Regions from separate parts of the Mus musculus genome. Here region 2 is linked to region 1. The links are chromatin contacts, found by Hi-C in ENCODE. All regions are on one chromosome and are shown on one strand. The core of a region is the stretch at or near the end of the contact, and the rest is flanking DNA. Distances in the headings are between cores, read along the strand shown.

Region 1 (3,170 bases), core at 615-3,114:
AGAAAATTATTTTCTATAAAAAGGAAACAATGCTGTCAAAGTTATATTCTCCTGAAAATGTCCTTGTGTAACTCAGCCTTATGAAAAAAAAAAGAATATATATTCACTTTATATTGTTCTTTTCCACTGAGATTTTAAATAATAATAATACCACCACCACCACTAATGCATATGTGTTAACTTTAAAGGAAGCTGGTAGGAAGTTGATATCCGTCCATGACCAGAACCTGTGGGATGCAGCTGTTCTGCAAGTTCCTTCCACGCAGGGCCATGGACCATGTGTCTTTAGCCTCAGTTGGCCAATGAGAGGTTCACTTGAGTGCGTCTGTGGTTTCTTCTTCCTTAGTGCTGCCTCCAGCTAAGCACACAATCCTAGCGTCCAGGAAGAGGGAAGACTCAGTTTCTTCTGCCAGAGAATGCCAGTAGCTCGAATGGCCCCTTAATCTATGTGTTCCCTCCAAATGTTGAAGATGTGGCCCCAGTTCTGAAGACTGTGGTGATTGCATTTGGGGAAGGGTATCTTTGAGGAAGTAATGAATCCTAGGATGACCCTTCATCCAGTAAGGCTGTTCTCCTCATACAACTAGAAATGGGATACACTCAACACAGAGGAAGCCTCCCCAGACACACAGAAAGACAGAGAAGTTGCTGGTTTCCAACTAGCAAGAGAGGTTTAGGGAATCCAGCCCTGCCAAAGCATTCATCCCAGTGAGATACTAAACGTCCAATAAGCCCTGCAGCCTGCAGACTTTCACAACAGCCAGGCACTGGAACTCAGGCTGGTAGCCTTCCCTGCTTTAGGGAGAGTGGTTCTTCATGATCTTTTCTGCTTTGTGGTGCATTGTTTGGGAAGATGGGGTAGGCATGAGGATGGGGCATGCCCTAGCATGGGATGCTCAGTGGGATGCTCACAGAGCATCTCTAACCCAGTTTTACTGGCTCTCCAGGGCAGCATTAACCCAGCCTGCCTCCTCTGTCCCTCTCCCTAACATTCACAGGGAGTCTAGCCTACGTAATACTGACTGTGGTCTAGGAGCAGGAAAGCAAGCAAGCTCTGTCAGTGGGAGGCCAGCACAGCCTTTCTTCAGGGCCTGGATGCTGAGTGCCTGGTTCCTCTCGCCTATCTCCCTGTGCTCTGACCCACCAGCTTCACCTAGCTTCAGAATGCATGGGTACCCTCCTGAGTACCCATGAGTCTTTGCCTGGCTCTCACTGTTAAATCTGTCCTGACCAGAGATGCTTTGTCTTTTAGAGATGGTCCATATCTCTGCAGTGAGTGAGATATAAGAGCAAGATCCTCCATTGTATGAGTTACCCTGGAACTGACCTGGGGATTTGAGTGTGTTAGGCAAGTCCTCAGCCACTGAGCCATAGTCCCTGTCACCCAGAGTCACCTCATAACATAGAGCCAGGAAGCATCTTCTGTCTCCTACCTACTGTCCTTCCCTTGAACCCAAAGTTTTACACATGCTACTTAAGTGCTCTACTTGGACTCACTGTGTAGCTCAGGCTGGCCTCAAACTTTCAATTCTTCCACCTTAGCTTCCCAAGTAGATGGGATTCCACTTGTATCCCAATGGTGTAGAAAGGTGCTTATGTATGGAGGTGTACAGCGTGTGTGTGTGTGTGTGTGTGTGTGTGTGTGTGTGTGTGTGTGTGTGTGTGTGTGTGTGTTACAAGATGCTATAGCCCTTCAAACCCTCATTCCAGCAATCTGCTTTGAGCTGGGCCCCAGGCAAGCCCAGAGGACCCTGCCACAGCCAACCACATTTTAAATTAAAGGAGACTGGTATCTTCTCTGGGGCTAATGAAGGCTTTTCAGGGGCATCCTGTGCACCGATGGAAGCCAGCCAGGACTGCATGCCCAGCAAGGGTAGCTGAAGATGAACAGAGTGTGGAATTTGAACAGTCAGCTTCCTCCAGGAGGTAGCCTTCCTCTTTAGCCTGCCTACTGTTTACTTCCCCAGGAAGTGGGGCTGGAGCAAGGAGGGGGCATCCTGCCTGGCCAGGAGTCAGACCAGAGCAGCACTGATGTAAATATTTAGGTCTGGCTCAAAAGTATGGAGTGGTGAGCTCTGAGAGGGCCCCACTTGGCTCAATGGGGAAGGAACAGTGCTCACATAGAAAAACTCATACCTATATTCCCAACACTCACTAGGTTAAGGCAAGAAGATTGCCGAGCTTGGGCTACAAATGAAAAACAGATAGACAGACAGACAGTGCTTTTATTAATATGAAAACTTAAATTTCACCTTTTCTTGGTGGGGATGGGTGTGGCTTACCACTGTTGCTCCCCTCTGGGGGTATTTTGCTGTGATGGAGGAGGAGGAGGCTTGCCTTCTTTCTGTGTGAGCACTCAGCTCCGACAGTGAGCACCACGAGGTTGAGCTCCTGTAGGAAGGTGATAAAAATCTCTGGTGTTCTGATTTTTTTCCTTTTTTTTTTTCTCTTCTTTTTCTTTCTCACCTGGCCACAGCCACTGTGGGTCTGCTGAAGTGTCACAGGTTGGCCTTCTTGGGATGCTGAGTGGCAAAGGATGCTGATGGAGACTTAAGGAAGTGGCAGATCAGTGGCTCAGGAGAGCCAAGGATGTGTGTGTGTGTGTGTGTGTGCGTGCTCCAGTTGGAGGTTGCTCTACTTCACACTGAATGTGCACAGATTTGAACTTGAGCCACCCAGAAAATTAGGTAGCAAATCTCCCTGCATGGTATTTTAAGCCACCACTGACTATTTAAAGCTAAATGACTCTTGAAATAAACCAGTTCAGTCTCTTCCTTTTAGAGCTGACAACTGAGGCCCCAGGATGCATAGTTTGCCAGAGAGGAGTTAGAAAACCAGCTCCAGAGCACAGCTTCTGCCCTTTCCTCCTAGGCTTCCACAACAGGATTCTCAAGTTAGAAAAACAAGCAAGCAAGCAAACAAACAAACAAACAAACCATGTTCAGCATAAAGTCAAGAGCTCAAGAATTTTCTTGTCATAATTTATTAGAACCACACAATAACTTGCAAATAATAACAGCTATCAAGAAAGGTACCCTTCTGTGAAAGTTGCATTTAACTATGGAGGTCTGTCAGAGAGTGTACACTAATCTGAGGTGGGAAACCAGGGTTCTGGTGAGGAGGAAGCAAAGCCCAGCTGTCACTGGGGGCTGGCCCGTGTCTCCACACTT
Region 2 (3,305 bases), core at 540-3,039, 880 kb after region 1:
CCTCTGTCCAGCCTACCACAAAACACCATTCCCCATGTTTTCGTTAAACAAAACTCAGGCTGAGCACACATTGCATAGCTGCTTGCTCCAGAAAATCTGGGTTCCCTAGGGCAAAAGCAACCATGAGCTGAAGAGCTCAGATATCAAGACTCAGACTTTGTCCATGAAAACAAGCTCCAGGACCCTAATTTACTGCATCAAACACAACAGAGCTATAACAGAAAGAAAAAAATGTGGATGGACCACAGTACTGGCTGGTTTTGGTGTCAATTTGACACAAGCTAGAGTGGTTAGAGAGGAAGGAGTTTCAGTTGAGCAAATTCCTCTATGAGATCCAGCTGTAGGGCATTTTCTCAATTAGTGATCAATGGGGGAGGGAGGGCCCACCCTATTGTGGGTGGTGCCATCCCCAGGCTGGTGGTCCTGGGTTCTCTAAGAAAGCAAGCTGAGCATCCACTAAGAAAGCAAGCTGAGCAAGTCATGGGGAGCAAGCCAGTAAGCAGCACCCCTTCATAGTCTCTGCATCAGCTCCTGCCTCTAAGTTCTAGCCCTTGCTTGAGTTCCTGTCCTAACTGCCTCCAATGATGGACTATGATCTGGAAATGTAAGCCAAATAAACCCTTTCTTTCCCACCTTGCTTTTTGGTCTTGGTTTTTTTTTTTTTTTTCCCAGCATCTGAAACTCTAAGACCACACCCAAAGCCACCTTGCAACATGTACCTTAAACCCACTTGTCCTGGACCTGTTGTATAAATACTAGAAGTTGGTTTTCTTTCTTTCCGGGGGAGGGGGGGGGTTGTTTGAGACATTATTGGAAGTAAAGTTCACTTCCTACAGGGAATGGAAATAAGGTTGGTTTTGTTCAATTGATACATTTTGTAGTCAGTGAGCAGCCAACATTTTCCTGGGAAAATGTTGTTAGGGTGGAAGCTTGGGCTAGAGGCTAGGCCATTTCATCTTCAGTGGGCTAATTAAGGAGGCAAAGAAGTGACTACGAAAGCAGAAAAAAAAAAAAAAGGAGATTTATTCAGCATGGCCATTTGGGGAAGAACAAAGAGGCCAGGTGACATCCCCTAAAAAACACCTTTGTGGTGATAACAAGGTGTGGGCTTAAACAACTGGCAAGTGATGTTCATAACTAAGCAGTCTCCATCCAGGTGTGGTCCTGGCCACCACACACCCACCTCTACCTAGGCTTCAGTTTCTCCTTTAAGTTGTTAGTGCTGTGTGAAATCTCTTTCCAGGGGACAACTTCCTCCTCTGGTTGGCACCAGGCTACAGCTTTTTCCGCCTCCCAGCATGAGATTCCTGGGGAAATTCCAATTTCTTGGGGTCCATTGTTTCAACAGTCTGTTAGCAAGCGGGAGGGGGTATTAGAATGTGTTTAGAATGTCTTTTATTCCTTCCAGGAAGCGTAAAGCATATCCAACACACAATGCTGCAAATATTTATCTGTGTGGCGGACACTTCCTCAGCTCCCTGCTCCATCCTGCACACAGGCACAGACGGACACATCCTGCACTAGGTCCAGGAGGCCTTGGCTAAACCCAAAGACAACTGAATAAAGACATTACTTGAGAGCAATCGAATGCAGTGAGAGGCCCGAGTGTAGCCTGCATCAGAGGAGCCATAAATATTGACAGGAAGAAAGAACATGGGTCTTGTGGTCGCTGCACTCTGAGCCCAAGCCAAGAGGAAGCTCTTTTCTATCCCTCCCCCACCTCCTCTGCAAGGATCAACACTATTCCATCAAATCCACCCCGAGTACCAGCCGCACACAGAGTTTGCAAACACTAGAGAGAATGGAGGGAAGCCGGAGCCTGAGGCAGGAGGCAGGAGGAAAGCTGCACTAAGGACCAGGAAGTGTTGAGAGAGCGGTCCTGAGGGAAGGCATTTCCCATCAGCCTGCAGAAAAAGAATCCAGCACTCCTGTCCCCTCCTGCCTGCCCCAGCAATGCCCTCCACTCCCTGAAGGCACGAATTCCCTGGAGAAGCCCCGTTTCCTGAGCAGATGGTTCTGCAGCATTTCAGAGGTGGAATGTAAGGCTTAAGCTGAAAGCTAAAGGCTATCTCATACATCCTGTGTGTGCTTAGATAGCCATTGTTTGTCCTTGGTCAGGCAATGTTTACGATGTATAAATATTTAAGCGTGTAATATACGTAATACTGGCTTGGGTATCTTAGAGTGATAATGTTTGCATCCACCCACTGTAGAGATTAGGTCCTAGCCAAGAATGTCTCAATTAAAAGTTATACTTCACATACTGCTGGCTGCAGATGAGAGGCAGGATGGAGAGCCATGCACAATTCCCCATAAGGGGCCCTTCGAAGTAAGAGGACAGCAGTGACAGAAAAGGACAGAGCTGTGGGTTAAGGGTTTTTAGCAGTCCACATGACAGGGTGATTCTAATATATATAAATTCAAATATAGAGAGCAGGAAAGACCCTCATACCAGAAGGCACACACACATACATGTTCTTAACACTTCCTCATAGCCCATACATGGAAATTACCTAGACATTCACCAAAGGTCAGACAGGAAAGTGAATTGAAGTGTATTTGGATAGTTTAATGTAACAGAGCGGGAACAACTCGCTGCCACACTTAATATTAAGAGTAAATCCCACAAGTATGGTTTAAGTGGAAGAAACCAGAGCCAAACACTGACAGAATTAATACAAACTGAAAAAGTCAGCAGTACATCTCCTCAGGCAATGGGGCTGCGGCTGCGGAGAGTCCTACTTGCCTAGTCTGACTGTGGGAATATGGGTACGCCATTTGTGAATTCAAGGGTATACTTTGATGGCTGTATTTATATGTGAGTGCATGCCCTCATATGTGTGCATGTGTGTTTGTGTGTATATACAACTATACATACATATATAACATGTAACGCATTTATGAAATGCTCTTAAAATTTAAGAAAAGATTCCATATAAGTTTAAAAGGGAGAGAGCAGAAAATTCAGAGAAATAGAATATGTGGCTATAAATCACTTGAATGTTAGTATAAGATATGATTGTTTTCTAACTATTTCATACCCCTTAAATATGTTAAACCCCATAAGGTAAAGAATAGTCCATACCTCAGTCACCTTTGTGTCCTCTGAATGCCCAGAAGAGTCACACAGTGGCTGTTCAGAAAATACATACATTATAAAATATTTGAAGCTTGGCGGTAGCACCACACTCCTTTAATCCCAGCACTTAGGAAGCAGAAGCAGGCAGATTTCTGAGTTCGAGGCCAGCCTGGTCTACAGAGTGAGTTCCAGGACAGCCAGGGCTACACAGAGAAACCATGTCTCA

What was found. Hi-C counts contacts between places; a loop is a spot of excess contacts on that map.
Region 2: a map of T-helper 2 cell shows a loop between it and region 1 (5-fold over the local background). The contact joins two enhancer-like sites. A Hi-C loop is called at or near these places in 2 of 37 maps with a recorded cell type or tissue (T-helper 1 cell and T-helper 2 cell).

Annotation. Positions count from the first base shown.
Region 1 is chr8:35,643,632-35,646,801 of GRCm38, forward strand. The region is part of intron 1 of Mfhas1 (malignant fibrous histiocytoma amplified sequence 1); the gene reads left to right. Among named protein-coding and RNA genes, the nearest start is that of Gm16793, 56 kb to the left of the region's middle. Within about 2 kb of position 1,865, at least 1 of the 3 ENCODE cell types and tissues checked has a DNase peak (open chromatin) inside an H3K27ac peak, as active enhancers do.
Region 2 is chr8:36,526,467-36,529,771 of GRCm38, forward strand. No RefSeq gene overlaps it. Among named protein-coding and RNA genes, the nearest start is that of Trmt9b, 70 kb to the left of the region's middle. Within about 2 kb of position 1,790, at least 1 of the 3 ENCODE cell types and tissues checked has a DNase peak (open chromatin) inside an H3K27ac peak, as active enhancers do.